Regions from separate parts of the Homo sapiens genome. Here region 2 is linked to region 1. Evidence: chromatin loops called from intact Hi-C (ENCODE). Cell type or tissue: IMR-90. All regions are shown on one strand. Links, peaks and the distances in the headings refer to the core of each region. The heading gives the core; the rest is flanking DNA.

The links. A loop is a pair of places that touch in the nucleus more often than their neighbours do. Peaks named below come from ENCODE experiments on the same cell type or tissue, not always from the same donor. Only the 100,000 strongest peaks of a DNase experiment are listed, where the experiment ranks them.
Region 2: a loop joins it to region 1, with 18 times the contacts of the local background. A loop is called at or near these places in 14 of 110 quality-filtered maps.

The regions. Positions count from the first base shown.
Region 1 is chr18:37,335,744-37,351,772 of GRCh38, reverse strand. All of the region lies in intron 2 of CELF4 (CUGBP Elav-like family member 4), which reads left to right. Among named protein-coding and RNA genes, the nearest start is that of SNORA111, 120 kb to the left of the region's middle. RefSeq lists an enhancer at 9,710-10,270. In IMR-90, for the core only: a CTCF peak has its summit at 8,298 (motif pointing left); no DNase peak of the experiment used is centred there; H3K27me3 peaks cover 1,549 bases.
Region 2 is chr18:36,933,322-36,949,350 of GRCh38, reverse strand. All of the region lies in intron 5 of KIAA1328, which reads right to left. Among named protein-coding and RNA genes, the nearest start is that of KIAA1328, 110 kb to the right of the region's middle. RefSeq lists an enhancer at 790-1,424. In IMR-90, for the core only: a CTCF peak has its summit at 6,891; no DNase peak of the experiment used is centred there.

The sequences.
Region 1 (16,029 bases), core at 4,830-12,829:
AGGGCGTGGTGGCGTGCACCTGTGGTCCCAGCTACTCAAGAGGCTGAGGCAGGAGAATTGCTTGAACCTGGGAGGTGGAGGCTGCAGTGAGCCAAGATCGCACCACTGCACTCCAGCCTGGGCGATAGAGTGAGACCCTGTCTCAAAAAAAAAAAAAAAAAGAAGAAGAAGAAAAAGAAAAGAAAAAAGAAAGCTGAAAACTGTGTTTCTGGACACTGGCTCAAAATTGAATATAATATCAAAGTAAAACCAGCCCTTTCATATCAAAGGCAACCTGGCAATTAGAGTTGAGGACACAGATGACCAGTGGGAAACCTGGGCAGTAGGTTCAGGGCAGGTAGAGTCATTCTGGTATACGTTGGGCCCGTGGGCCTGAACAGGCACGCAGGAGGAGAGGGGAGAGGCATCGTTTCTTGGAGAGGAGGCCACATGTACATAATGTGTATGAATGTATATAATAATCATTAGCAGCGATTCAGCTGTCTGCTGCTGGTATGCAAGATAAATTGCATTAATCAACACGATGCCTTCAGAACTTTTGGCGAGTCGTTTCTTTTGCTAATTGGGCCACTTAAACTAGACTGTCATTGCACCAGGATCTCCGGCTGTCAAGACAATTACTGGCATGTGCAAGCCCCTCCCTTCCAGCCCCCCTCTCCCCCACCAGCACCTTTGCGTTTTTAAATGTAATATTAATGAGAAGAGCTATACTAATTACCTGGCCAAAAATAAAACCCTGAAAGAAGGGGGGAGGTGGGTAGGGATGTGACCGACAGGGAGACTTGGGTAACCTTGAAGGCAGTATGAGAAGCTCTCTGAGTGGGGGCTCCCCAGAGACCCAAGACTGGCCCAGGCCAGAGCTCCAGGCCTGCTCCCCAGCTGTTGTGGAATCCTGACCATGCCCTCTCCTCTTGGTGACCCTCAGGACTTCAGGCCAGATGCACCATGAGCCCTGGAACTGGGGATCCCAGAATCCTGGGGTCTTAAGTGAGATAAGCCTGTAGTCCCACCATCAGACATTTGGAGCCTGCTAGACTCGGAGAGATAAAGGGACCCTTGCGAGGTCATCTGATTTTAGACTCATTTCCCAAAGAGACCAGCAGAATAATCCACTGATCAGTAAAGCCAAGTTCAGATTGCCTAGCTCAGTAAAACAGAGCAACCCCACCTTGGTGGCCTCGGGAAATTTCAGAAAGGGGAGGTTAGGGGTCTGTTTGAAGGTGGGTCCTGCAATGTGCAGTATTGATTGGGATCGGACAGGCTCTGTGACATAATCCTTTAGAAACTGGTAGACAGAGCAAGGCCAGGGTTGAGCAGGTGAGGATGAGTAAACAGCCATTCACAGGCCAGCAGATTTGTCCGGGTGAGTGAGCTGTTGTCCTGAGAAGAGGAGCGCGCGTGGTCTATTACTCAGAAATTTGGATTTTCAGGAAGTTCTTGGAACAAAGTTATTTGCATCTTTTGCTTCCTGGATGAGAATGTTCTGGATAGTCAAGTCATGTTCACGTAGAAAGTCTTGGTCGTCATATGTTAAGCTGTGTGCTGCAGGCAGTTTGCTAAAGTGTCTGCATTTGTCAGAGGAGAATGGGGCTCTGTTCCCATCGTGTGCCTGTCCCTGGTTGCTGAAGGCCCCTCATCCACCTCACTGGACATAAAATTCTATGGATTCTTGCTCCTCTATCTGTCCCAGGCATGTCCCTCTCCCAAATTGCACTGCCACAGCCTGCTTCGGGTCCTCCCTGCCTGCTTATCTCTCCTCCTCCTGGAGGCTGCCAGTGTTTACTAAAAAGCAAACCCAGTCACGTCGCATGTGATCGAGGGGCCACCGCTTGCCTCTCCCCTCACCCATCCCTTGCCCTGTGAACTCTGGCCGGCTCCCCTTTTCAGTGCAGCCCCTCACCTTTCACTCCACTTACCACAGGTCCTCTGTCTCTGAGCCTTTGCACCTGCTGTCCTGCTGCCCGAATGCCCTTCTCAGCCTCGTGCTGCTGGAAAACTCCTGTTTGTCCTTCAGGAATCAACTGCACCAGCCACCCTAGAGCACATCCTTGGTCACTCACAGCTCTGTGGTTCCGATGGGCTGGCCCACGCTGCTGTCTGGGTCTTAGCTCACCTGCATTATTGGTTTACAGGTAGAACCTGTGTCTTATTCAGATACACCCTAGCGCTTGGCACAGGGGCTGCCTGTCCTTCATGCACAATAAGTGCTTTGGAGTAAATGAGTGTGTCTTTTCCATTGCCTTCTGAATAAAAAAAGAAATGATTCTTTAGGCCTGCCATAATCTGTCCTGCTTTAATTTAAGCCTATTGTGTCATCTCCTGGTTCCCTCCTTCCTCCCTAAACCCGCTACAGAAAGAATCCAGCCACGGTAGGGAAGGCATCGCATCTCCAGGCTGATAGGCCCCTCCAGGGCCTCTGACTTGGACAAGGAAGTTTCCAGTTTCTCCCCCCAACGTGTCCCTCTTCTTTGAGAGCCTAAACAGATACCCACAGATAGGAGGGACATCCTGGTGGCTATCCTTGATGCGAGTTCAGGTTGGGAGGGCAGGGCCCACCTCAGAAAACTGGGAACTGCCGAAACCGCCTGCGCTATCTCTGAGTTTCCGAACACTGTTTCCATGAAGTGTGAGTTACCTTCAAACTGTGTCCAGCACCTCCCCCTGCTTCATCCCTGACTTTTCCCAGGGCTCTCTCCAGGCCCCATGGATGTGCTGCCGTTGCACCCTGCGATCTCCAGCTCATTCCACCTTTGGAGAGTTGCATTCATCAGCAAAGCAGGCAAGGTCAGGGGCCAGTTTGATCAGCCTGCAGCCTCTCCCAAACCCCCTGGAGGCATGAGAGAGGGGAGAGAGACCCCCCAGTGCAGCTCCCCTGGGGGAGTCTCTAAGCAGCCCCAGGGTGGCCTTGAGTGACTGCTTCTTCCTCTCCCCTCTCCTAGAAGCAGAGGATGGGCTGGGCCTTGCCTTGGGGAGTGTGTGATAATAAAAGCTCCTGGAAGAAAAGGAGGAAAGGAGGTGTGAGAAAGTAATGGAGGAGTGAGGAGACCAGGAATGACCCCCGATGGGTTTTGTTGTTGTTGTTGTTGTTGTTTTGGAGGATAGAAACCGCAAAAGCCAAGACCAGGAGGAGGGAATTTTGCTCCCATCCCCCCACCGTCCCACCCCACCTCACTGCTCCAAGACTTTCAAGGCCATGGTCCTGTCCCTTGCTCTCCAAATCCAGGCAGATAGAAAATGGAAGATCCCACTTGAGCCCCTGGCCCCAGAGGCTGTGTCATAGAGAAGCAGGGTTGTGGAGCAGATGGTCCGTGCCCGGAAGCGCCTGATGTGATGTGGGATGGACAGGACCGGGGGTGCATTCACATCCCTGGCCGGAGGGAGGAAGGCTTCAGTGGGCAAAAAAGGAAGGGACCAAAGAAGCCCTTCTTTCTGGGTAAGCTGGGAGTGCTCTGGCCCAGGAGGCTTTTCAGGGGCCTAGTGTGTGCGTGTAGCTCCTGAGCCTCACCTCACCACGTGAAGGGCATTTGACCCTGCTTAGCAGGTGGGGAAATTGTGGCTAAGAGGGGTCAAATAGTAACTGATCTCTGTGCTCTTTCCAAAAGGCTGTTTAGAGAAGGAGGCGCAAGAGAGAAGAGCAAAATGCAGAGGTAGACAAAGGCAGAGACGGAACTGGGGATGCAGGGCACAGGGCCAGGCGGGCAGGAGACCAGAGGCCCGGCCTGGAGGAGGGTCAGTTGCTGACCTCAGGCACCAGGCCCACCCATAACCACCTGCTTGTGTTTCTCAGGGTGGGAATTGAGCCACCTGGTTGGCCCCTTCTGAGCTGGGAACGTGGGAGGTATCTCTCTCGAAGAAGAAAATAAAGGGGAGCCCTCTGGGAGGCCCATCTTGGATTGAGCCTTAATCCAAGGACACAGGCCACAGCAGCCAGGTCAGCAGGGCCAAACCAAGCCCGTCCTCTTCCTCCCTGCAGGGGGCTTCTGGCCTCTCACCTGCTGCAACCCCCTGTGTGGTGTGGGACTTGCCCCCTGTGTACCCAAGTCCTTGGGTACCCTGGATTTGGCACCCCTCTACTTGGCTCCTCCTGCCAGGGTGCCCAGGGGCAGGTTTGGGGCTGGCTTGATGCCCGCAGACATGTGCTCAGGAGAAAGGGAAGTGAGGGGCAGAGCTGTGAAGGAACCTCCAGCAGAGGGTGTGCGGCCGCCCTGGGTCCTTCATGCAGGTGACGACCTGCCCCGAACTAGAGAGGTAGGAAGGGACCTGAGTGGCTGTGAGGCAGGGCCTCTCTGGGACACTTTCCAGAATAAAAGCAGACTCAGGCACAGAGAGCCAAGTGTAGGGGTGGGGGATGGGCCTGCAAACCCCTTAGTAATAAATGAATAATTGGCCCAGGGTTCCCCTGATTGAGGGACACGGCTTCATGTCAGCATCTCCCACACAAGGGCCTCGGATGAATCTTCCCTTCGTGGCCACTGTCACCAACCAACTTGGGCGTGGCGTGGGGGGTGGCAGGGAGACCTTGGAGACTCCCTGTGCACCCCTCCTCCACGCTCTGGGGCTCCCCATTCTCTTCCTGGTCAAGTTTACAGACAGACTTCCCACCCTCAGGGTCATCTGAGGTATTGGCCATTGTCTGTTCAGACTTCGCTCTTGTGAGCTTGGGCCTTTCTCCTCCAACACCCTCCATCAGCAGGTCCAGGAGGCTCCCTCTCCAAGGCACCTCCCAGACCCACCCACTGTCCCTCCCCCTTCAGCCTTGGCATATGAGCCCTCACTCTCCCACTCCCCTTCTTCCCCTCCTCCCTGTTCTCAGAGGCTCAGGTCAGCCAGTCCCTTCTCCAGATCCACCAAAGATACCCCGTCCACCACTCCCCAATGCTGCTGGAAGACAGACACCCTGGGATGGGATCATGGGGCCGCTGACTTCCTCATCCCAGCGGTAGCATGAGACATGCTGCCCCCATGGCTGCCCCAGGCTTCCTCCCTCCTGCCAGGCTCTGCCAATCCCCCAGGGCTTCTGCACAAGCAGCTGCCATTGCCCAAACCCCTTCCACCTACTCCTCCCCAAACTGACTCCAATCCCGAGCCTCGCCCTCAATAACCACTCCTCTGCGATGCTTCCTCCAACTGCCCATTTAACTGGGCACCCCTTTCTTCTCTGCCCTGGTTCCAGCAGCACTTTCCTAACTGAACATGGCTCATGTACCTGCCCCCCACCTCCTGGCGTGTCTTCATCCACACAAAGAACCCGACTAGGTGGTCCATCCATATCTGGTATGTACTAGGTGCTTGCTGAACCCCAGTCGCAGAATGACTAAAACAAGTCAATTCTAGGATACCAGCTCTGCAACTGGCAAACCTGCCCTGCCTCTGTCACACTCTGCATTCATTCCCCACTTCTCCCCTGGAGCCTAGAGCTCTTTTTTCCCCCTGGGCTCCCTACAGAGGCTCCTTCCCTGTGACCTATAGCATTCTGGGTATGTCCCCTCCCAAGGGATATGCACATTGGAGGGGACCAGTGACTCATCCACTAAAGTGATGCCGGAATGCAGCTGCACTAGACATTGGGGCAGGCCAGTTGGAGGAGGTGGGGGCAGGCACTGTTCTTGACATAGGGAGCCCTCATCCTCCAGCAGACATAGAAGGAGGCTGCAGGCTGGTCCCTGCTCCACACTACAGAAATGGCCTCTGTGGCGGACCAGCAGGACAGGCACAGCACGGTTCTCCCCAGGAGGGCGCCATTTGGAGTAATCAGTTTTTTAATTACTAGTAATTAAGTATATGTAACCTGCCCAGCTGCCACTCCAGGAAATGGGACAGAACTCCTGGGGGCTCCGGGGGCCAGGCATGCACTGGGAGCCTCAGAGCCCATTCAGCCACCTCAGCACTGAAGAGGGTGGGTAGGTGGGTGGTTTTGGGAGTGCTAAGGTATGCAGGAGAGACCCAGGAGACTGGAGAGACCTCAGCCTCAGGGTAGGCTGTGCCTTTCTATATCAGGGGTCCCCAGCCTCCCTGGGGCCTGTTTCCATTCTCCCTTCAGCCTAGAGCAGCAGGACACCTGCTCAAAAGGTTCTTGAGGTGGGGTTCCCAACCAGCAGCTTCCTCCCCCAGAGCCTCCCAGGCCTTCAGCCACTCCAAAGGAGTCCTCCACTGAATTCCCCAGGCTGCCACTCCACCCATAGGAAAGTCTGCCCCACCCCACCCCAAAGCACTCAGTTCATTTTAATGTCTACTGAGCATCTACCATGTGCTGGTTGCTGCAACCGAGGTCTCTAAGGCCATGCAGCCATCCCTTAGGGGAGCCTGTGTCCCCCACCCCACCCCCGACACCCAAAGCTCACAGAGAGGCTGGCTGTGCCCAGGGCCCAGCTCTTGGCTGCTGGTCTTACCCTCTGTTCTGCCCTCTCCCTGCCCCTCTCTCCACTTCGTCTCTCTCCCACTCCTCCACCTTATGATGCTGTCTTGCATTTAGGGTCTTTTGCGGAACAATTAAAATGAGTGAAGGGAACCTTCTTGCTTTCTTGCAGTTCTTCTTTGGGGAATGGGCTGGTGTGGGTAGCCCCTGCTGAGATGACACCTGGCCTAACCTAACGATCCTTTAATTAAACCCATCCTTATAGGAGCTCTGTACACCAGTCCTGGGGACTCCAGCCCCTCCAGAGACAGAGCCTCCCGAGGCACCCAAACTTTTCTGTCCGCCTCCACAGCCATTCTCCAATTCTCCACCCCAGCACATTCTACATCCTGCAAACATGGACTTGGGTCATCTCTGGACAAACAGGAAGTGGGTTCTGGCAGGTGGAGCAGAACTGGGGGCTACAGGCATTGATGGGATCAGGGAGGGCACACTCCCCTCTTAGAGTCTGCAAAAAGGGCAAGGATTTTCATGTGCATCTCTAGGGGGATGAAATCCAGGATGCTGCAAGGCCACCAGCAAGCTGGGCTGCCAGGGCGTGTCCCCTCCCCTTGCAGCCGTTCCCGTCATCTGTCAAACAGGAATGGTGACAGCTTCTGTCTTCAGGTTCACGAGCGTCTGCATGCCTCTGAAAACCCTCTGCCAACATGTAACATGGGGTTAGTGCATGGATAGCAAGACATGATGAAAAATACAGAAAGCTGTGCACATATGCATGGTGACTCTGGCTCCTTTTAACTCCAAGGGAACAAGCTTTCATGGCTCACACCAGAGCCTTTCCTCACCTCGGCAAAGACCAGTTCTTCCAGAGTCTACCTGTAGTTTCTCTTGCTATAGCCAAGGTATAATGCTACCTTTCAATACTTCCTAGAAAGCAAATGGCTTAACTTTGGATTTTAAAACCCAGGGAGCCACTGTACTCACTGTTACTTCTTTCTCCCCTGACCCCCTGTCTCTGCCCCGTGGCACCCCAGTGCTGTGGCAATGCCTGCCAAATTTCCAGGGAGTCACTTGTTCTCTGTTTCACGGGTTGTTCTGTGTTTCACGGGTTGCTTGCCATGTGTAAGCCACGTCTGTCCTCAGCACTTGCTCTCTGGACCCCATGGGGCAGGTCAGTGGGGAAATGTGCTCCTCAATGATCTGGTTTTTACCTGGTGTTACTGTGGATGCCCAGCCCCATCCTACCCTGCAGAACTCAACCTCTCGAGGAAGGCTCCTGAATGAGCCACATCAAGCCAGCAGTGGATGAACAGTGTGGAGCTGACAGTCCTAGGCAATGGGTGATCAGAAAAGGAGCAAAATGGGGGTAAAAGGTTGATGCTAAGAGATCTAATGGGCTTCCTGGAGAAGGGGCTTCTTAGACAGAAGTCTCTGAAAAATGGGGAGGAGTTTGGTTGCAGAGAGACCATTCCTGGCAAAGGGAACAGCCAGGGTGAAGGAGGGAGGGAAGAACCAGCCGTGGTGAGGGGTACCAGAGAGTTGGAAGTGGACAGCCTGATAGGAGTGAAAGGTGAGGGTTTGGGAGTGGGGAGTCTGGATGGGGTCTGCTGCAGCACATGTGCACACTTGTCTGCACACGTATTCTTAGAGAGCCAAGGTTCGCAGGGCACGGAACACGAGCAGCATCCAGCTGTCATGGCAAGGAGGAGGATGCAGCATGCCCAGACTGGCCACTCTGAATACACGCACAGGTGCCCAGCTTGCAGTCAGGCAGTCCCTTCCTGCACTCCTACATATACACACGCACCCCCACATATACACACGCAACCCCACATATACACACATATGCACCACATATACCAGGGGTGGGATGGGAGGTGGGGAGGCTGAACACAAAGCCGAGCCTGGCCGGCAACCCTTAGACTGCACCCGGCTGCCATCTGGTGGCTGTATGCAGCTCTGCGCCCTCTAAGATTTCAGGATTTTGGAGCCTTTGGGATGTCACACCCAGAAGTGGCATCCCCCTCCCCACCCCGTGTCTACACACACACACACACACACACACACACACACACACACACACACACAGAATCAACACCCATTCTCAACACAATGGCCCACACCCAAATGCACACAGGGCCTCACAACAAAACTGCTGCAAACACAGGGACACAGACGCAGTCATTCCCATGCACACTTCTTTTCTACCTCTTCTCACCAACTAAAATTCAGAAAGTAAGGGTAGAAGACACTGCTGCTAGCCCAGCACAGGCATAAGCACAGCAAGCTTCCCTGTGTTTCCAGAGGCCTTGGTCTGTTCTTAGCACACCAGCGATTCTCACCTGTGGTCACACGGTGCACACCCTTCCAGCTCCCACATCTACCTGCCGCCCACACGTTTCATTTCCAGGATCTCCTCCTTCAGTGTAAGGACGGGAATGGCTCAGTGGGCAACTCCCAGTGGGGGTCATGTTCCCACAGACACCCACATGCCATGGGGACCGCCAGGGACATGACATAGGGGTTGGGGGGGACACCACCCACAGAATCCTTCACGCTGCAACCCAGGGGGCTTCCTTGCACTAATGGGAGTGGTGAGATTCAACTTTTTTTGCATTAGTTTTTGTCCCATGTAGCTCACAACACATCTTTATCTACATTAGCTCAATATGGATTATTATTTCCCCCATTCTTTCCCACATGGAGGCATGGAGGTTCAGGGAGGTTAACTGGCCTAGGGTCACACAGCTAAGAGATGCCTGCAGGAACCCAGGCTCCCCCACTCTGCTTGGACCCTGGCCTGCACTCCCTGGGGAGACCTGAGGCCCAGTGGAGCTGTTTCCAGTCTGGGATGAGGAAGGGGCACAGCTGCAGAGCACAGGGGAGGGTGGTGCCCACTCCTCACTCCTGCCCTCCACTGCCTCTCAGAGGCCTCTCACCCTCCGAGGCAGGCCCCCTTCCCCACCAGGCTGCAGCATCAGGAAACAGAACATGGGGTCACTTTTTCTGAGCCCGGCTCTCAGACTGTTCCACCCTTGCACTCTCCAGGCCTAACCTGCTCAGAGAAGGTTGCTATCTTTATGGGGCCCTAGGGACTGCTGGCAGGAACAGAAAACTGGGGAGGAGGTGGAGAGGCTGCCATGTGCCCAGCGTGTGTGTGTGTGTGTGTGTGTGTGTGTGTGTGCATGTGCTGTTATCTTTCCCCAATCTGAATTCCTATGTGGATACAAAATGGCCACAGCCCTACCAGGACACAATTGCCAGGGATGGCTCTAAGAGACCAAGTTAAGGGGCTGGTGGAGAAGAAAAGGTTGTGTGTGGCACCAAGGATGAGCTCCACTGTTCTCCTGTCCTCCACCTGAGAGGAGATTGGGACACACACACACGCACACACACAACACCAAGCACCACAGACATGCAACCTGCAGACATCCATTTACAGATAGATCACAAACAAGGAGAGTAAGCGAGTCTTAGCAAGGAGACCCAGATGAGTCAGAGAGTTGTGGGATTAATCAGGAGAGACTTCCTGGAGGAGGAAGATCTTCAGCCTAATGGCATCAGGGATCCATTAGAACGATAAGTGCCTGCTGTGAGGCAAGCATTGTTGGATTGAAACCTTCACCATCCTAGCTCCTAGGAGCACTTCCTTTTGTCATCATACACTCCTAGAGTCAAAAGGAACCTAAGTGGTCACTGGCCCAACTCCACCCCAGGCAGGGTCCCCTCTGGAGCATGCTGGACAGCAGCCCATAGGTTCTGCTGGATAGAGCACAGTCATGGGGCAGAGGACACTCTGAGCTTCCAGGCAGCCTGTGCCCATGTTGGACCAGGAGTTCCTGCGTGAACTGTCTGCAACGTCCTGACCCCAGAGCCAGGTGGAAAGCCCTTATGCCCTCCACTCACTGCCTTCCAGTGGGATGCCCCTGCACCTGCTCAGGCTGAGTGGCCCCAGTCTCCTTTAACCCTCCTCATGTAAGGTGAACATACTTCTCCTGTGTCTGAACACGCTGCATATTTTGACCTAAATGCCACATCCCCATGTGGGCTGTGGCCCAGACCACTCCCACTGTCAGCAGCACATCGCATGCTGAGCTAGCTGCCCAGTGTGGGCACTTTCCTCCCAGTCTGCCCCTCTGGGATCCCAGGGCTGCTGATTACACAGACCAGAGCCCAACCTGCTGTCCCCTCCAAGGCCCCCTGGGAGGACACACAGCCACACCCATGGAGCCTGGTTATTCAAACCATGATGAATCCATTTCCTGCACATGGTAGCCAAATCCTGCCCTGAAACCTCACTTCCTATCTAAGTGCCCTACTGAATCCTCACTGGGGAGTCTGAGTGGTTGGTGCCCTTCCCTGCTCACCAAGGTGGTTCTTTTCACCATCCCTACTTTAAGCAATTATTCTAAAGAAGAGAAGTTAGGCATTTCCTGTATGAATGGCTGGGGACTGAACAGTGGAAGCTACAAGTGGCTCAGACGTTAGCTTGATATCACTGAAACAATGTCGAATAGATGAAAACAGCTGACTCATGCGTGGAGTGAGCCTCCAGTCAGCAGAGGCATTCAAACCAGGGTTGCCTGTGAGATGCTGCCAGTAGCTTGTGCCTGGTAGGATTAGAGCCCTTGCATCTTCTCTGTGTCTGTGATTCACTGTCATTGTCAACTACATCAGCATGGACACGTTCTTCAAAAATAAGACTTCTTTAGTTGTGACTATCTGAGAAAACCCAACACACCTCTGCTCAGGGATCTCAGGCTGGCCGCCCCTGGTGTAGAAGACAGAAAGCCCACTGACCACTGGGGTCCACCCTCAGGCCTGTGGGACTGGGAGACGAGAGGGAACTCAGCCCAGGAATGGTTGTTGAGTGAATGAATGAACAAGAGAATTAATGAATGATCAGCCACAAGACCATGTCCCCACTGAAGCTTCTTCCTGTCCCAGGCTCATCCCCAATTCAGAGAACCTACAGGCTCCCCTTGGACTCCCCCACTGTATTAAGACCCAGCCCAGGACCTTGTGAGGAGCACTGTCATGTTGGTCTGGGTACCCCAGTGACATTATCACCTGCTGGAGGAGCCCCAACTCAGTCAGGGCTGAGCCCAGCCCAGCTGGCAAAGGCACAAGGCTGAGAGCTCGGAGAGCCACTAACCAGCTTCTCACTCTCACTTAACGTGGCATTTCTGAGGTCAGGATGGGTGCCCCAGCCTGGTTGTTGGCTGCACTTCGGCAAGATTTCCTGAGGCTGGGGTTGGTAGGAAAATGTGTGCGGACATTTTCCTATCAGTGCCCCCCAGGCTGGGCATTGTGGTGGGAGTCAGGAAAGGGGGAGACCCCATTTCAATCACATGACAATGGAAGCTGCTGAGGCTGTTAAGGAGGAAAGGGCTTAACGCAGCCGTGCTAATAAGGATTAATGCGCTGATGGCAGGTGGGGTGCACTCTATGGGGGAAACAGCCGGACACACAGAACCCCAAGTCACTGGCAATCCCAAGGCTGGGAGTGGCTGCACCTTGGGAAGTTCAGCGCCTACCCTCTCCCCTTGCCTTTGCCCCCTGCCCCCCTCTGCTATGTGTTCATTCATTGGCAGGGGCATGACCATGCGTCTACACACGAGAAACCCAGCAAGATGCCTCCCAGGCCTTTTTTTTTTTTTTTTTGAGACAGAGTCTCAGTCTGTCACCCAGGCTGGAGTACAGTAGTGCGATCTCGGCTCACTGCAAACTCCACCTCCCAGGTTCAAGCGATTCACTTGCCTCAGCCTCCCATGTACCTGGGATTACAGATGTGTGCTATCACACCTGGTTATGTTTTGTATTTTTAGTAGAGATGGGGTTTCACTATGTTGGCTAGGCTGGTCTCAAACTACTGACCACAAATCATCCACCTGCCTCAGCCTCCCAAAGTGCTGGGATTGCAGACATGAGCCACTGTGCCTGGCCACCTTTCAGGCTTTGCACACACATGACTACATGTATGAGCACACTCATGCTCACACAAATGCATCCACCTATCCATCTGCATGGACCCACATAGCCGAGCTCTGGTGAGCATCCTCCTTCCTCCAGGCGCAAGCCAAGCCCCCACTTTCTGGTCAAGGGATCCATTTGGGGGACAAACACTCTCCCTCCCCCATACAGAAGCAGTGGCTTGCCAGCAGGGTAAAATTTATCATCATTATCCTAATATCATCTCCAGGCTTGGCAGTGGCAGCAGCTAAAGAAAATACCAAGGCTTAACTTGGGGTGTGCAGGAGAGAGAGGCAGGAGATAGGAAATATGATTTATGATGGAAATCAATGCAATCATAATACTTTGTGCTTATAAAATTGGGCTGCGCCTCCTGTGCCCACACAGCCCGCATCAGCTCTGCCTGTCAAAGGAGGCTAGGAACCCTGGGCTCTGGGACCAGGATGGATGCAGAGACCCAAACGATGGCCATTGCCCATCCTCTTGCCTGGTCTTCCTTGGGGCAGTGGGGGTTCAGGGCATTGTCCAGAGAGAAAGGTGGAGGGAAGAAAAAGGACGTCAAGCTGGCCCTGGGGCACAGCGCTGGGCATGGTTGCCCATGTGGCTTGTTCTGCTCTCAAAGCCACCCTGTGAAGGTAGATCACACACACCACACACACACACACACACACACACACACACACACGGCTCCTGCATTTTCAAGTCCATTAAATGAAGCAAGAGCACAGAGAGCTTAAAATCTTTTATTTTGAGTTCAGGTCACCGGTAGTCATGGCCGAGCTAGTCATGCTGTTCCCATGACATCACGTGGCCTGGTGCCCAGTGGAGCCCAAAGATTGTAGGGGCCTGCCATGACATGGGGTGTGAGGGGCCCCTAGAAGGCTCCACTCCACCCAGAACAGCCCCCCCGCCACCCCAGCACCCAGAATCCCATCACTAGCAGTATCTCTTTGAGCTAAGCAATATTTTTTACTGGTTATATGATGGTGGTAGTGACAGTGGTGACAGTGACAGAGGTGCTGATAATGGTGACAATGATAGTGGTGACAATGGTGTCAGTGACAGTCATAGTGACAAGGTTAAGGTAACAGATGGTGGCAGCGACAGTGGTGGTGGTGGCAGTGACAGTAGTGGTGACAATGATAGTGGTGACAATGGTGTCAGTGACAGTCATAGTGACAAGGTTAAGGTAACAGATGGTGGCAGTGACAGTGGTGGTGGTGGCAGTGACAGTAGTGGTGACAATGATAGTGGTGACAATGGTGTCAGTGACAGTCATAGTGACAAGGTTAAGGTAACAGATGGTGGCAGCGACAGTGGTGGTGGTGGCAGTGACAGTAGTGGTGACAATGATAGTGGTGACAATGGTGTCAGTGACAGTCATAGTGACAAGGTTAAGGTAACAGATGGTGGCAGCGACAGTGGTGGTGGTGGCAGTGACAGTAGTGATGACAATGGTGACAGTGACATGGTGGTGGTGACAGTGGTGATTTTCCAGATGTTTGTTGCAAACATGGGGCGGGGGTCAGGTTAAACACAGACAGGCATTTCAGGGAGAACTGGAGATAAACTTGTTTCTGCTTCACAACTTTTCTAGAAGAACTAAACCAAGAATCCTGTCCCTGGCACAGTGGCCTGGGAGAGCATAGAGGTGGAAGTAGGTAGAGTGACTTTTCCTTCTGGTAAACTTGAGCATGAGCATGCTTCTGTCACTGAGTGGCAAATCTCGCACCATGTGACAAACCATTTGTGCTGAAGATAAAGGGGCCGGGGTGATGGGAACATGACTTCCGAGGCAGAGGACGCTGCCATCTGGAGATGAAGCCTCAGTCACTGAGGGGGCCTCCTTGCAGGGGCATTTCCTCCGCAGGCCCTCCGGAACATGCCAGGGCTGCAGTCAGATGGGTGGGTGAACAAATGAGGGAGGGAATGAATGAATGCCATCAGGAACAGCTGCCTCCTGGTGGCACCTGCTGAACTCAGCAGCCGGGAAAGAAATTAGACCCTGGGAAGGAGGGTCCTAGCTAGAGAGCCGGGTCTCTGGGGACACAGGAGCTGTGCTAAAGGTGGGCAGTATTGAGGCCAGGCCATCTCAGGAAAGGCCCTCAGGTGGCTCTGAAGATGGGGAGAATCTCAAGGGGAGGGTGTGAGGCTCACCATGGGAGGCAGTGGGTCTCGCCAGTCTCCCCACCACATCCTCCTCTCCCTCCGCTTGTGGGACACTGGAGCCCAGGCCAGTTGGGCCCACACCGTTAGCTTCCTGTCCTGCTCACCAGACCCCAGGGCCACCGCAGGCCTGTTTCTGACCAGTGTCTCTGAGCCACTGAGGAGGAAGCAGAGACAGGAGATGCTGCCCGAGCAGAAAGGATGTAGCATGGAAGGGTCGACAGGCAGACCACCAGGCCTGTGAGCGCCAGGCATGGTGAGTGGAGCACAGCCGGAGGCGGCCAGGGCCCAGGAGGGACAATGAAATGGAAAGAAATGAAGTGGGACGCAGCCGAAGCCTCGGGTCCGGGTCATGGGGCCAGCCCGGCAGCCCCGCCGGGGGTTGGGGTGACAGCACTGGCATTTCAAAGGGCACCCCAGGGCCAGCGCCTGCCTTGACGAGACCTCAGGAGCTCGATAGACTTTCTAAACCTAATTAGTGTTTAATGGCCTGGAGAGACGCCGCATCCACCGTCATCGGCCACGCACGCTGGCCAGCTTCAGGTTCTTAATTAACCTTTAAGGAGATGATCTGCTGGTGGCCGCCTCAGGAGGCCACATCCCATCCCTGCTGGCATGCACGTGTGCCAGGGCCTGTGGGCTCTCTGGGCACACTGTCACACATATGAGTCTGAGGGTGACCCCAGCCACTCCCTCATAGCAGGCTTTTGGAAATGGCAGGTGGACAAATTCCCACTGAGGTGTCCTGGGGGCCTGGGCTTGTGGAGGGGAGGCCATGCTAAGAACTACACAGGATAGGCCACATGGGGTGGCTCATGCATGTGATCTCAGCTTTGGGAGGCCAAGGTGGGAGGATTGCTTGAGCCCAGGAGTTCAAGACCAGCCTGGGCAACAGAGACCCCTTCTCTACAAATAATTATTTTAAAAATTAGCTGGGCGTGGAGGTACATGCCTATAGCCCCAGCTACTTGGGAGGCTGAGGCAGGAGCCTGAGCCCACTGCACTCCAGCCTGCGTGACAGAGTGAGGCCCTACACAGGATAGAGAAAAGGAGAGAGGAGGAGACTGGCAGCCACCACAGCCGTGAGGGGCGCATTCTGGCTGTGAGCCCTCCCTGAGCGAGGCTCCTGGGGCTGGCTGTGGGGCATGTGGCCAGCAGACTGAGGAGATGAGCTATGATCTGGGGAGGTGGGGGCTGCTCCTCAGGGCTCAGAAGTGCGCTGCGAAGAATGTCACAGGAGGCTGAATGCAGGACCATCAAGACTGAGAGTATGAATGGCTGGAATAGAGTTGGAGTCCAAGCTAGGGGAGCAGAAGGTATTGGAGGGAGGGAGTTGGGCCCCTGGGCAGTGGCGGTGATGTTCCTGCCACAGCAGGCTGCGGGTGTCAGGCCTTGGGCTGGAGGCCATGCCAGGGAGAATGACCAGTCATTCAGCATGTATTGAGGAAAAGGGAGAGGATGGCGGTGGAGATTTTGGAATTACCTCCAAGGGAGTGAAGGTTGAAGAGAGCCACAGGCAGAGTCTCTAAGGGGTA
Region 2 (16,029 bases), core at 3,467-11,466, 400 kb after region 1:
AAATATAAATTTTCAGCATTCACTGTAGACATTAAAGGTTGAGAAAACATTTCTATTAAAAACCATGCATTTTCTCTTGCTTCTAACTTGCTTAAAAATTTATTTTTTGTTTAAAAGTTCTATGTTTCAGCTGGACCCGAAGGAGAAATATTTTACCCTTTTGGAAAGGCTGCTTTAAAGCAATTCAGCCTTTCATGGGTTACAAGAACTACCTTAGAACTGTAGAAGAAAAAAAGCTGCCATCATACCTCTCCCCCAAGAAGCTTCCTTATCAAGTGAACTGCACAACAATAATTAACACTTAAAAACTTCCAATTTCAAAAAGGGAAAATTCCTGACAATATAGACTATGGAAAATGGTCTGCACACTAAGCTCTCCAGACCCCAAAAGGCTGATCAGTGAAGTTGTGTGAATAATGCTTTGTGAAGCATAGTGAAACATATCAGGCTGAAAACTACCAGCTCCAAACACGAGAAACAGACTGAAAGCTCTTTAAAAAAAGTCATGTCGCAGTGGCTTACGCCTGTAATCCCAGCACTCTGGGAGGCCGAGGCGGGCGGATCACCAGAGGTTGGAAGTTCAAGACCAGCCTGACCAACATGGAGAAACCCCGTCTCTACTAAAAATACAAAATTAGCTGGGCGTGGTGGCGCATGCCTGTAATCTGAGCTACTCAAGAGGCTGAGGCAGGAGAATCGCTTGAACCCAGGAGGTAGAGGTTGCGGTGAGCTGAGATCGTGCCATTTTACTCCAGCCTGGGCAACAGAGTGAGACTGTCTCAAAAAAAAAAAAAAAGGCGTGGTGGCTAATGCCTGTAATCCCAGCACTTTTGGAGGCCGAGGTGGGAGGATCACGAGGTCAGGAGATTGAGACCATCCTGGACAACATGGTGAAACTCCATCTCTACTAAAAATACAAAAATTAGCCAGGCGTGGTGGCGCATGCCTGTAATCCCAGCTACTCAGGAGGCTGAGGCAGGAGAATCACTTGAACCAAGAAGTTGGAGGTTGCAGTGAGCCGAGATCGCACCACAGCACTCCAGCCTGGAGACAGAGTAAGACTCTGTCTCAAAAAAAAAAAAAAAAAAACAAAAGACAAACAAACAAAAAGTCATGTCATTCTACTTCCGATCTTCAAACAGAAGAGATTTGTTCTTACCATTAAATGAAAACATTTCATGAGCTATCCATTTCAATACACATGATACCTCTCTTTCTTCATACTCCTGCAAAAATAAAACTCTAAGCCCCTCAACTGACTGAATGAAGGCCGCTCTTGGCCGAGGGCATTCCAAAGTAAACCTGAAAAACAAGTTCAGGCCATGATGGGAAGGGGAGGTCAAACACGCCTCATTATACCCTCATCCCTTTGGAATTCAGGCACAATTGACCAACATTAACATTAAAACAGAGATCTTAAGACTGGCAAAGCAGTCTCTCTGCAGCAATGAGATATCAAATTCCAACCTGACTCTAGTATAGAGTCAAGTATATGATAGATACCAGGCCCTGAAAAAAATCAAAGTGTTTTACCCCAAAATATATTTCTTTGACATATTTTGAAATGGTCCTGCAAAGCTATCTCTTGTGGGGAAAATCTACATTATGTTGAGAATCCTCCTCCCTTTCCAGTTCTTCTGTTCCTGAAGAGATTAGCTGCCAGTCTAGCACCTTTGAAACATTTGAACAGAAAACACTTGCCATCAATTGCCTCTAAGGGTGGCCACCTATGAGGCATAATAAAAACCTGCAAAAAACCTTGGTCTCCACAACCCCTTATCTTTACCCAGACACTCCTTTCTATTGATTCCTGGTCTTTAGATAATAACTTAACTCTTTTGACCAACTCCCAATCAGAAAATCCGTGAATCCACCTATGACCTAAAAGCCCGAGTTGTCCCACCTTTCCAGACTGAATCAATGTACACTTTACATGTATTGATTTATGTCTGCCAGTAACTTGTCCCCCTAAAATGTATAAAATCAAGCTGTCACCCAATCACATTGGGCACAGGTTCTCAGGACATCCTGGGGCTGTGTCACAGGCCTTGGTCACCCATATTTGGCACATAATAAGCCTCCTTAAATGTTTTACAGAGTTTGACTCTTTTTATCAACATTCCTATATTTGTCTCCTTGAACTATTTTATCTTACCATGTAATACAATTCATTTCTGGTTTTTTTAGGAGACGGAGTCTTGCTCTGTCGCCCAGGCTGGAGTGCAGTGGCGTGATCTCGGCTCACTGCAACCTCCACCTCCCAAGTTCAAGCGATTCTCCTGCTTCAGCCTCCCGAGTAGCTGGGATTACAGGAGCCTAACAATTCATTTCTTAGTGGAAATGTAAACCGAGTTTAAGTGGTCCCTCAATCTTCTTTCTCCCACACGAAGCAATCCAGTGACATCAAGTGTTCCTCATATACAGTATTTCATCTTCCAGTGCTATCATTTTTATGCTTGTCATCTCTCCCTTCTTCAGAGATTTCATCAGAGTTCTCTTTTAAGAATAAGATACTATCATCACCTATTTCACAATTAAGCACCTATCACCAGGAACGGATGCCTGAACCACAGTATCTTTGAATAGCTCAGTATAACCTCTACTTGAAGGTGAGGGACTAACATTATATTTAATTTAAAGAGATTATATTTAATTCTTATTAAAAGAAAAAACCCATTATGTACTATTATTAATCTCATTTTACAAATAAATCTGCAGCACAGAATGGTTAATAACTTATCCAAGGATAACCTAGCAGTGAGCTGAGATTTAGAATAAAGTCTTAGAACCACTAGAGCAGCATTCCTTAAAATGTAATGTACAAAAGAATTACCTGTGGGTCTTGTTGGAAAGCAAATTCTGATCCAGTAGATCTGAGGTAGGGTCTAACAAGCTTCTGAGTAATGCTGATGTTGCTGGTCCAGGGAACATACTTACGGTATGCGTATCAATCATCTCTAAGAACCCTCTTTCACACCAGTGAGAGGAGGCCCATCCTTCTCCTTTATGTTGAAATGTAATACATTATTGGACTCCTTTGCTTCCTCCCTTTAAGTCATTCTTGGTATGTCTTTCTGTGTTTATTTTATCTGTTTTGGTCAACTGTTTTTGTTTTGGAAGGAAGCATATAGAAAGTAAAATAAGAGATGTAAAATAATCCACTTTCTTCTTTAAAAGGAAGCAGCATTCTGAATTTTTAGGGCAGTGTAACATTTCTATTTTGGCTAACTACTGAAGTATAGGTTGAATATCCCTAATCTGAAATCCAAAATTAGAAATACTCCAAACTCTGAAATGTTTTGGGCATGAACATAATGTCCAGAAGAAATGCTCATTGCAGCATTTTGGATTTCCGGATTAGGGATGTTCAACTGGTAAGTATATTGCAAATACCGCAAGATCTAAAAAAATCCAAAATCTGAAACACTTCTGGCCTCAAGAATTTTGGATACAGGATATTCAACATGTAATAACAATTAGCAAATACTACCTGTAGTGCTTAAGAATTTATACTGGGGGAAGAGTCCATGAGAAGGAAACAACCACACCCTCTCTCTTCTATTTCCAAAAAGATACTCATCTTCTATATCACCCACCCACACTTTTAAGCATAAGTTTACAGTATCATTTCTAAATTCAGTTTAACATTGCTAGACCATTAGCTATGGCCTTGGGGAACAGCATTCTCACCAGAGTTGCAAGTACTCTGTAATGTAGTATGAAAATATCACCCAGTATTAATAATTCTAAGTGAAAATCAAACACATTCAATAAAACTGTATTAACTGAAGTGAAAAAGGAGAGTTCTTATACAATGGAATCACAGTTATCATCTTAAGGTTAAAATTTTAAAAGTAGTAGGAATATTTCATTACTTGTCTCTTTGAAAATGACTGAGGCTATTGATCACACATGTAAATTACTGCTCAGAGAAAAATTAAGTAACTTCGTGGGGGGGGCGGTTATTGTCTAAACTCAGCAAATGCCACAAAGACTAAGGCAAAAAAAATTTTATGAACAACTTTACTTCAATGGTTCTTAATATAATTAAGCTTATGTGGACTGTTCAGCAGAATGATTCTGAAACACTGGTAAAGAACCAGATTTTTTGTTTTACCCTCCATTCAAGAAATGTTATAGAGGAATAGCCCAAAAATACTCAAAGACAAAAGTTTCACAATATCACTAAAATCAAGGGGCTAGGTTTTACTTTACTATTTTAATACTATGAATACTACATAAGTTAGCCCATAAACATTTAAAAGAACAATCCCTGAGCCAAAAGCTTTTTGCTACTGTCCATAAGCATTCATGTTTATCTTAAGAAAAGCCTTTCTCAAACAAAGCTTTCTTCTTAAGCTGCCAACATCTCTCCCTCTTCCTCATTATTACCAAAGTTCTCAAAAAATTAATCTATATTCACAGTCTCTGTTTCCTCAGTTCCAGTTTACTTTTTGGCCCTATATGTTTTCCATCACTCACTCTATTTAAACTGGATTCTTGACAAGTATTCTTTAATCTATTAATTGTTAAATGTAACAACCTGATTTGGGGTTTTATCCTCTTTGCTGGTCACTTCCTTCTTCAACAGATCTCCTCTCCTGGTTTCGCAGTTACTGGTTCATTCTGTTTCTTCCTTACTGATTGCTCCTTAAATCTCTTTCACTGATATCCTTTTCTTTACCCATCATTAAATGGACATACTCCCTAAGATAATGTCCAAGAACCTACTCTGTTTGTGCTACTTCCCCATGACCTTGTATTTTTTTTTTGAGACAGAGTCTCACTCTGTTGCCTAGGCTGGAATGCAGTGGCGTGATCCCAGCTCACTGCAAGCTCCGCCTCCCGGGTTCACGCCATTCTCCTGCCTCAGCCTCCTGAGTAGCTGGGAACAGAGGCGCCCGCCACCATGCCTGGCTAATATTTTTGTGTTTTTAGTAGAGATGGGGTTTCACCGTGTTAGCCAGGATGGTCTCGATCTCCTGATCTTGTGATCCGCCCGCCTTGTCCTCCTAAAGTGCTGGGATTACAGGTGTGAGCCACCGCGCCTGGCCCCCATGACCTTATATTCTACCACAGCTTCAAATTCAATACAGAGGCTGGAGATCCCCAAATTTCTACTTCTTAGCTATTCAAGAAAAACAGTATGACATGAGGTTCTACAGCAGTCCCATTTTACAAACATGATTATTATCCAGTAGAGTATGCACACATATTTGGTACTATATAGTTTATGAAGTGTAGGTAAGACAATTGATAAACATCCAATTCTTCCAATCATTTTCAGTATTTTCAAATCATAATGTTGAATTTTTACACTTAAATAACAAGAGTTAATGCTCCAAGAAAGTTTATCGTCCTACTACTGTTTACAGCATCATGATAATAGTGTTAAATGATGTCACTTTTTAACAGGAAAGTGCTAATACATACCAGTTACATTTTAAGGAAACATGAAATTTACTTTACCAGAGAATAATATCTCATGATTAGTTCCTGATTTGATTACTCTTTGAAGTGAATCCAAAATGGCATATGGTATAATACAAATGAATTAAGTTAGGATAACCTATATATAATAAAAGAGAAACCACACTGAATAAAGTTAAGGACTATGTTATCCATCAAAACAAAATTTCTTCTTTTTCTCCAACTGGCATCAATTAAATCACAGTATTATTCAGTTTTCCAACACCCAAATGACTTGTTTTCTAGTTCTATCTATACCACCTGTGCAAAAATTGTTCAAAAATAACTTAAAAGCAATGAACAATGCTAAATAACTCCCCACTCTGGTTAAAAACACTGATATGATCTATTTATATTAATCAAATAAAGATTACAGGTATTGCAAGACTACTGGACTTAACATTATCAGTGATGAAGCAGTTTATCTTTATCTGGCCCCTAGTTCAGATAATGGCTCTGAAATATATAAACCATGTAGAATGACAGACTGTGTTTTAAGACACACAGATCACCACTTGGGCATCAGCAGGTATCAATGCTGAGCAAGTCAACACATCAGCTAAGAAAGGTTCTATAATGAAAGTAGTTGTACACTTAAATAAAATACTACAAACAAAATTTTTGTTCCTTTATAAAAGGCAAATCTATCCTTTCATAATAAATATGCATACAAAGTTGGATTACAGCAATCATTATAGCAAGGGTTAGGTACTATTTATAATATATGACATTCCCTTTCAATATACATGCCCCAAACAAACAAGGAAGGCACTCTGCCCAGGTACATTGTTAGCTCCTTCAGTGCACACCAAGTGTTTTACATAAAGATGTCTGATGGGCCCTGATTCCTATACCCAGGGAGCAGTCTGCATAACACTGTAACAAATTCTAATAAGGCTAAGGGAATTAAATTTGCTTTGGCATCATTTCTAGGGCTGATTCCTGGAATAAAATTTGGGAATGTTCTGTCTCTATGAATTGGTAGAGAAATTTTAAATTAACATATGTGTCGATCAAGTCACCTGTTAAATCTCCCTTTTATTAAGCAGTAAGAGTCACAATAATATAGCTAAAAACATTCGCTCCCCAGTATACAGACATAATGTCTCAGCTATATGATGGCTAATTTCTACCATACACAAGAGATCAATTAAAAGTGAAATGCAAGGTCTAGTGGGTGGCACAAGACTAAGCCACAGAAAGGGTTACTCCTATTAAAAATTAATCTGGATTTTGTTTTCTCATTAAAAAATACATTCAGATTATAAAATGAAAACAAAAGCAACACTGCACAATTTAGCTGTCTTTTTCTACCAAATTGCTTATAACTGTAACTATAAAATGATAATTTACCATACGTATAGCTGCAAAACTAAGAAAAGCACTCGTCAGTGGTGCTGCGATTTGTGAACCTACTACTCCCCCTACTGCCTGTGGAACTGAATTGCAGTAAAATTAAAGGTTTGTTCTATGTCTCTAACAAAGCGTGAAATTTCATATACAGTCAGTTCTGCTACACCACTTGTTCAGAAAACCAAAATTCGTTCCTGTGCATTTGATGTATTTGGAAGCAATTTGAGCATAACGTGAATATCACTGTGAGAAACACCAGGTGCAGGCAGAAAACTACATCTAGCTGACCAAGCCCAGTAGAAATATTTAAAATATGCGCCAACAGGCCTCACATCTTAAATATCTTCCAGCTATTTCAGTTCCCTTTGTGTTATAAGCCATACCTACTAATAGATGGTGTTACAACTTTATATCCCACTTCAGCAACCTTCCCTATACCATTTTACAATAACTCAGAAGCTGCAACCCTTTCAATATTAACTTCCACAAGCATACTTCAGTTTTTTCAAGGCAAAGTACCATATTTATTGTAGTATTTATGAATTTCTTTATAACATAATGCATGTACAACTGTTCTATCATTTTTATTAGGTTCTTTTTTTTCTTAATGTTTCACTAAACAATTTCTTTTTATTGTTGTACTTCTAAACCTATTTTTCCCATAAGCTTCCTGGGGTCTTTAGTAATGATTCTGCATGGTATGGTGATTTTTAGAAATGCAAATGTCTCCTTATAGCAGAACTGACCATACAGTAGTAAAATGTAAATGCCTCTTCTATATTTGTGAATAGGGTAAGAGTAATTATGAATAAATATCAAAATTTTATAATTTTAAAAAATGTGTTTTATATGTCTATTTCCATGAGAGTATTACTGACTTTTTCTATCTCATTTAATTAATTAATATTTATATACATGTTTATTTATTTTGAGATGGAGTCTTGCTCTGTCTGTCGCCCAGGCTAGAGTGCAGTGGCGCAGTCTCAGCTCACTGCAACCTCCGCCTCCTGGGTTCAAGTGATTCTCCTGCCTCAGCCTCCCGAGTAGCTGGGATTGCAGGCATCCACCACCAGGCCTGGCTGGTTTTTGTATTTTAGGTTGAGATAGGGTTTTACCACGTTGGCCACGCTAGTCTCGAACTCCTGATCTCAAGTCGGCAGTCCACCTCAACCTCCTAAAGTGCTGGGATTACAGGCATGAGCCACCACACCTGGCCTCTATCTCCTTTTAAAAAGGCTAGAAAGGCTCTCTCTCTCCTCAGGTACAGAGCTTTATAAGAATTCAGGAGAAAAAAATTATACATGTATGTGTGGGTATACATATTTTTAAATATGTTAAAGTATATATATTGAAATCTGTCCCTTTTGCTATTCAAACTATTAATCATACCAAACGGTTTGTGTCCCTGCTCTAATTTGACAACCAAGATCTTTCCAGAAGCCTGAGGTGAGTAAACGTCCAACTGACTCAAAAAATGGGATGATTCCTTATTTCGCGTTCACTTATCATTCAAAATCTGAATTGGTCAAAAGTCGCATAAGAAAAATGAGCACTCGGCTGTGCATGGTGGCTCATGCCTATAATTCCAGCACTTTGGGAGGCCGAGGCGGGTGGATCACAAGGTCAAGAGATCGAGACCATCCTGGCTAACATGGTGAAACCCCATCTCTACTAAAAATACAAAAATTAGCTGGTCGTGGTGGCATGTGCCTATAATCCCAGCTACTCAGGAGGCTGAGGCAGGATAATCGCTTGAACCCGGGAGGCAGAGGTTGCAGTGAGCCGAGTTCGCACCACTGCACTCCAGCCTGGTGACAGAGCGAGACTCCGTCTCAAAAAAAAAAAAAAAAAAAAGTAAAATGAGCACTCTATTTACCAATGATGAATGCAGCTTATTATAGGCTTTTCAGTCTTCTGAAAAATACAGGCATTACATTCATATAAAAGGGAAGTCAGGATAAAACTTCAAGAATTCATAGCCTTTCACTTAGTTAATAGTCTTACATCAAATGCTTCACAACTACAGCAAGCTTTGTCAACGGCATACCTTTCTTATCAAAGTACACTTCATGAATAGTTGTCTACACTGGGTTTAACCTTTCTATATAATCAACCTGCCATAAAAAGAGAAAAACTTACTGTCAGGAAGGAAGTCTAAGTGTGGTCCAGGGACAGCAGCACTGGTATCATCTGGGAACTTCTAAGACATGCAAAATCCTGAGCCGCACTCTAGATGTGGATTCGATTCTGCATTTTATCAAGCTGCTCAGGTGATTAACGTGTACCTTATAGCCTGAGGAGCACTGGTTAACAAGCACTGTCTAAACCACTATGACAAAATTCTAGGTTCCATTTCTGCCCATCTTGCACTTCTGAAGTCAAGAAAAGCAGCTTTTCTGTCTCCAAAGTCATATCTTTTTATAAGAAATTAACTGGAATGTTCATTTTTTAAAATGTGCCATTTTATCAGTCTTTCCCACCTTGTTAGAATACAGTGTCTTTGGACACAATGGATAAAAAAATTCAACTATTTCTCTTTCAAAAGATATCTGAGATAAAATTGACTAAATATGTCTAAATGTTAATTCCTAAAAAGACATATATAAAAGAATATATAAAATAGATATTTTTTCATATATACATGTAAAACAGCAGACATTTGTTCAATAAAAACCGTGGTGATCATCTCAATAGATGTAGAAAAGGCATTTGACAATATTCAACATCCTTTCATAGTAAAAACTCTCAACAAATTAGGCACAGAAAACATGTACCTCAACACAATAAAGGTCATATATGAAAAGCCCACAGCTGACATTATACTCAATGGTGAAAAGTTAAATGCTTTTCCTCTAGGATCAGAAACAAGAAAAAGATTACCACTACACCACTTTTATTCAACGTAGTGCTGGAAGTTATAGCCAGAGCAATTAGACAAGAAAAAAAAGTAAAAGGCATCCAAATAGAAAAGGAAGAAGTGAAATTTTTTGTTTGCTGATGATATGACCTTATATTTAGAAAACCCTTAGAACTCCACCAAAAAAAATTTAGAGCTGATAAATGAATTCAGTCAAATTGCAGAACCCAAAACCAATACACAAAAATCAGTAACACTTCTTTACACTGACAACAAACTATCCGAAAAAGAAAATAAGAAACCAGTCTTATTCACAATAGCATAAAAAATAAAAAATAAAATACTTAGGAATAAATTTAACCAAGAAGGTGAAATATCTGTTATACCAAAAATTATAAAACATTGAGGAAATTGCCGATGACACAAATAAGTGGAAAGGTATCCCATGTTCATGGATTAGAATTAATATTGTTAAAATGTTCATACTACCCAAAGTGATCAACACATTCAGTGCCATTTTTATCAAAATTCCAAGTCATTTTTCCGAAAAACAGAAAAATAGGAAAAACAACACCCCAAATCTGTACTACAAAAGACCCCAAATAACCACAGTAAGTTTTGAGCAACAAGAACAAAGCTGGAGGCATAACACTGTATGACTTCGAATCTATTACAAAGCAAGAGTAATCAAAACAGCACGGTACTGGCATAAAAACAAAAACAAACACATTAACCAATGGAATAGGATAGAAAACCCAAAAAATAAACCCACGCATTTATGGTCAACTGATTTTCAGCAAAGGTGCCAAGAATACGCTATGATGAAAACAGAGTCTCTTCGATAAATGGTATTGGGAATACTGGATATCCACATGCAGAAGAATGACACTAGACCCACTATCTCTCACCATATACAAAGATCAAATTAAAATGGATTAAAGACTTAAATGTACATCCTAAAACTACAGAACTACTAGAAGAAAACATAGAGGAAATTCTCTGTTGGTCAGGACAGTGAATTCCTGGATTTGACATCAAAAGAACAGGCAACGAAAGTAAAGATAGACAAATGGGATTACATCAAAGCTTCTGCACAGGAAAGGAAACAACAGAGTAATGAGACTATCCACAGACTGGGAGAAAATAGTTGTAAACCATACATCTGATAAGAGGCAAATATCCAGAAAATAGAAGGTACTCAAACAACTCAATAGCAAGCAAACAACTCAATCAAAATATGGGCAAAGGACCTAAATAGACTTTTCTCAAAAGAAGACCTACAGATGGCCAAGAGATAAATGACAAAATGCTCATCATCACTAATCATCAGGGAAATGCAAATTAAAATAACAATAAGGTATTGCCTCGTTCCCCTCAGAATGGCTATTACCAAAAAGATGAAAGATAACAAGTGCTGGTGAGGATATAGAGAAAAGGGATCCTGTGTGAACTGTTCTTGCGAATGTAAATTAACAGAGCCATTATGGAAAGCAGTATGGAAGTTCGTCAGAAAATTAAAAATAGAATTGCTATGTGTTCCAGCAATCCCACTTCTGGGTATATACCCAAAGGAACTGCAATCAGTGTGCTGAAGAGACACCTGCACACCCATGTTTATTAAAGCACTATTTACTACAATAGTCAAGACACAGAATCAACCTAAGTGACCAAAGAAAATGAGAAATATATACTATACAGAATGGAATATTGATCACCCATAAAAAAGAATGAAATTCTACCATTTGCAGCAACATAGATGAAACTGAAGGTCAATATGTTAAGTGAAATAAGCCAAGAATGGAAAGACAATATTGCACATTCTCACATATGGGAGCTAAAACAGTACATCTCATGAAGATAAAGAGTAGAATAGTGGTTATCAGAGGCCGTGAAGGGGTAGTGGGGAGGTGGGAATGAAGGGAAAAAAAGGATATAAATGTAAGTATTACTACAGAACTATACACTTAAAAATGGAAAGGATGGTAAATGTAGTATATTACCTCAATTAAAAAATAGGTATATGTAAACATACTTCTTAATTATTATTTGTCAATTAAAAATTAAACAATTCATATGTTTGTTGGCCACATATGAATGTCTTCTTTTGAGAAGTGTCTGTTCATATCCTTTGCCCACTTTTTGATGGGTTGATTTTTTTCTTGTAAATTTGTTTAAGTTCCTTGTAAATTCTGGATATTAGACCTTTGTCGGATGGGTAGATTGCAAAAATTTTCTCCCATTCTGTAGGTTGCTTGTTCACTCTGATGGTAGTTCCTTTGCTGTGCAGAAGCTCTTTAGTTTAATTAGATCCCATTTGTCAATTTTGGCTTTTGTTGCAATTGCTTTTGGCGTTTTTGTCATGAAGTCTTTGCCCGTGCCTATGTCCTGAATGGTATTGCCTAGGTTTTCTTCTAGGGTTTTTATGGTTTGGGGTTTTACATTTAAGTCTTTAATCCATCTTGAGTTAATTTTTGTATAGGGTGTAAGCAAGGGGTCCAGTTTCAGTTTTCTGCATATGGCTAGCCAGTTTTCCCATTACCATTTACTGAATAGGAGATCCTTTCCCCATTGATTGTTTTTGTCAGGTTTGTTGAAGATCAGATGGTTGTAGATGTGTGGTGTTATTTCTGAGGTTTCTGTTTTGCTCCATTGGTTTATATGCCTGTTTTTGCTATCAGTATCACACTGTTTTGGTTACTGTAGCCTTGTAGTATATAGTTTGAAGTCAGGTAGCATCATGCCGCCAGCTTTGTTCTTTTTGCTTAGGATTATCTTGGCTATACAGTGTCTTCTTTGATTCCATATGAAATTTAAAAGAGAAATGCAAATCAAAACCACTATAAGACACCATCTCATGCCAGTCAGAATGGGGATTATTACAAAGGCAGGAAACAACAGATGTTGGCAAGGCTGTGGAGAAATAGAAAAGCTTATATGCTGTTGGTAGGGATGTAAATTAGTTCAACCATTGTGAAAGACGGTATGGCGATTCCTCAAGGGTCTAGAACCAGAAATACCATTTGACCCAACAATCCCATTACTGGGTATATATCCAAAGGAATATAAATCATTCTACTATAAAGACACATGAACATATATGTTTACTGCAGCACTATTTACAATAGCAAAGACATGGAACCAACCCAAATGCCCGTCAATGATAGGCATTGTGGCACATATACATGATGGAATACTATGCAGCCATAAAAAGGAATGAGATCATGTCCTTTGCAGGGACATGGATGAAGATGGAAGCCATCATCCTCAGCAAACTAACACAGGAACAGAAAACCAAATACCACATGTTCTCACTCATAAGTGGGAGTTGCACAATGAGAACACATGGACACAGAGAGGGGAACAACACACACCAGGGCCTGTTGGGGGTGGGTGGTGAAGGGAGGGAACTTAGAGGATGGGTCGATAGGTGCAGCAAACCACCATGTCACACGTATACTTATGTAACAAACCTTCACGTTCTGGACAAGAATCCCATTTTTTTTTTAGAAGAAATAAAGGGAAAAAATTAAACAATAAAAAACAAAAGAAAAAACCCTAGCAATACAAATTTATGCCACATGCCTAGGGCATATTTGATTAATTAGATAAACATTTTTTAAAACTGCAGAGTTAACATTTTCTTCCCTAGTTGTATATAAACACAACAAGCTGAGTATCCTGGCTATATTTAATTAAAATCCATAGAAGAAAGGCTTAATCACAGCATCTTCATAACAGTTGTCGTGATAGGACTAATTATAATAGAGTTTTACTGACACCCATTATTATATCTCATTAATACATGCAAATTGCCACATAATTTAAAATGCCAAGAACCTAGGAATTCTTTGATCAAATGACCTTTGTTCTTTCAAGTTACCTCTCCCAAACTCCTTATATGCGCACACACACACACAGTATATACTTAACACAGACTAGGTGGGCTGCTTAATTAGGACAAGCAGTGCAAAGTACTGAGGGATACATCCTTTTCCTTCCTAATCTGTTTCTCACAAATACGTCTGTATGATGAAGAATACTATGAAAGGATCACTCCCCACCCCCATAAAAACAACAATAACATCAAAAAGAGTGAAACAAAGACTAATATAAAGCCAAAACCAAACAAAAGCCAAAATCCCCACTCATCAACTATATGGTTTTATGATAGCATAAGGCATTAATGGCCATATGATATCTGGAATGGCAAAAAATGGCATAATTTGGGCAGCTTTTAACCAGACAGGGGAAAATGCCCTTGTTACTTAAGACATAAGCTGAAAGGCTTATACCAAAGGAGGTCTAAATATGCTGTTTTATTAAGTGACTTCACATCAGGGTAAAAGGAGAAGAGGAAAAAGGGAGGATTTAGAGATCTTATTTCCAGTGGCTGATTTCTACTCAAAAGATTCTGTCTAGAAAGATTTAGTAGGCCATCACCTTCTGTAACCAACCATTCAAGTCTACCACTGCAGTGCAAAGTAGCCAGAGACTGTATGTTATCAAATAAATGTGGCTGTATTCCAAGAAAACTTTACTTACAAAATCAGGCAGTAGCCTGGATAATTTGGCAAGCCTTGCTCTAGCCTAACTGAGAACTAAAAAGACTATAGCTGTAACTTTCCCAGGGTTTCCAAGAGAAACAGATTGAAGAAATGATGAGTAAGAATTACGTGGTCTCTGGAAAGACAACAGTGTCTAAGATCACAGTGATTGGTTTTTAAAGTGATTTGCCCTTTGAGACCTAACTTGGACCAATATGTAAATAAAAGCACATATTTCTTATAAATCTTATACTGCCATAACAAATGAAAATGTAGAGGTAACAAAGACGAAGCAACAATACTTTTCCTTTCTCCAAGCTTTGTCTTTGTCACCTCTAAACTTACATTTATTAAATTAAGAAATAATTATCCTTCAAAGGGTAAAAGTTAGTCTCACAAAAATGGTAATATGAAAAGAAAGACTAAAAAAAAATTTAGAGGAGAGGGAGACGATGGCCAATGAGACAGAGCCTGGAAGCACTGCTCCCACTGAGGGAGACCAAATGGACATGGATGAAATTGGAAATCATCATTCTCAGTAAACTATCGCAAGGACAAAAAACCAAACACTGCATGTTCTCACTCATAGGTGGGAATTGAACAATGAGAACACATGGACACAGGAAGGGGAACATCACACTCTGGGGACTGTTGTGGGGTGGAGGGAGGAGGGAGGGATAGCATTAGGAGATATGACTAATGCTAAATGACGAGTTAATGGGTGCAGCACACCAGCATGGCACATGTATACATATGTAACTAACCTGCACATTGTGCACATGTACCCTAAAACTGAAAATATAATAATAATAAAATAAAATAAATATGAAAAAAATATGGAGTAAACAAACATACTCTGAGCCAATTTCCAGAGAGGAAAACATCAAGAGTTGAGAGGTGACACAGATACCAAGAGTGAGGAGGGAGGAAGCTGCCTGCACAGGGTTGTCAGATGCTAGTTCCCAGCCCTAAATGGCTCCTAAGCGGTGAGTGAAGGGAAAGATGGGCAGTCCACTCTTGCTGCAGACCTCTGGGATCCTAGCTGCAAGAGATCCCATGACCCCCCATAGATATCTGAACTGGTAGGGGGATCATCCTGGAGAGTTAGGAAGAGACAGAGGTACAACCTGTGCAAAATGCGGGGACTTTTACACACGGGGCAGCTGCAGTGTAAAATGGCCACAGGCGCCTATCCCCCAAAGTTCTCCATCTCCCCAGTTAGCTCTAGCCCTAGTCAACTGCAAGGCCAAGAGAGAACAAAGCTGGCTTCCACTGGATTGGGGTTCATCTGTTCTGTAGGCTCTCCTGACTGACAGCCCTCTCAAGGCCCCTGCCTGGCTGCTCCACAGGAGCGTGTGTACAATGCAGCCTCCCCTGCCCAGCCTGGATGCTTTATCTGCAGCTCTATCTAAGTACTTTCTCAGTGGCCAGGAAGCACCCTGGATCCCCTAGAACAGCTGGTGCCCAACCCAGAGGGTGTGGAGGACAGAACTGTGGGCTGGTCCTGGCACCCCAGGGCTGCATTGTGCAGCTCAGAAGTGCCAAGCTGAGATCTGTGGCTGGGACTCAGTTACTTTCAAAACACTGTGAAGGGTGAAATGTGCAAGGTGGTAGGCTGGCACAGGAGGAGGGTGTGCCTCCAGGTGCAGGGCTGGTCTGAGAAATATGACCCATCTACTAGCCATGTTATCTACCCAAGAGGGCCCCGTGGCCTGGAACACCTAACAAAGGAAACTTGAGCACAGCACAGCATAGCACCACTGATTGGAGGGGGCCCCACCAAGGCCCGGGAGCAGATCTGGTGAG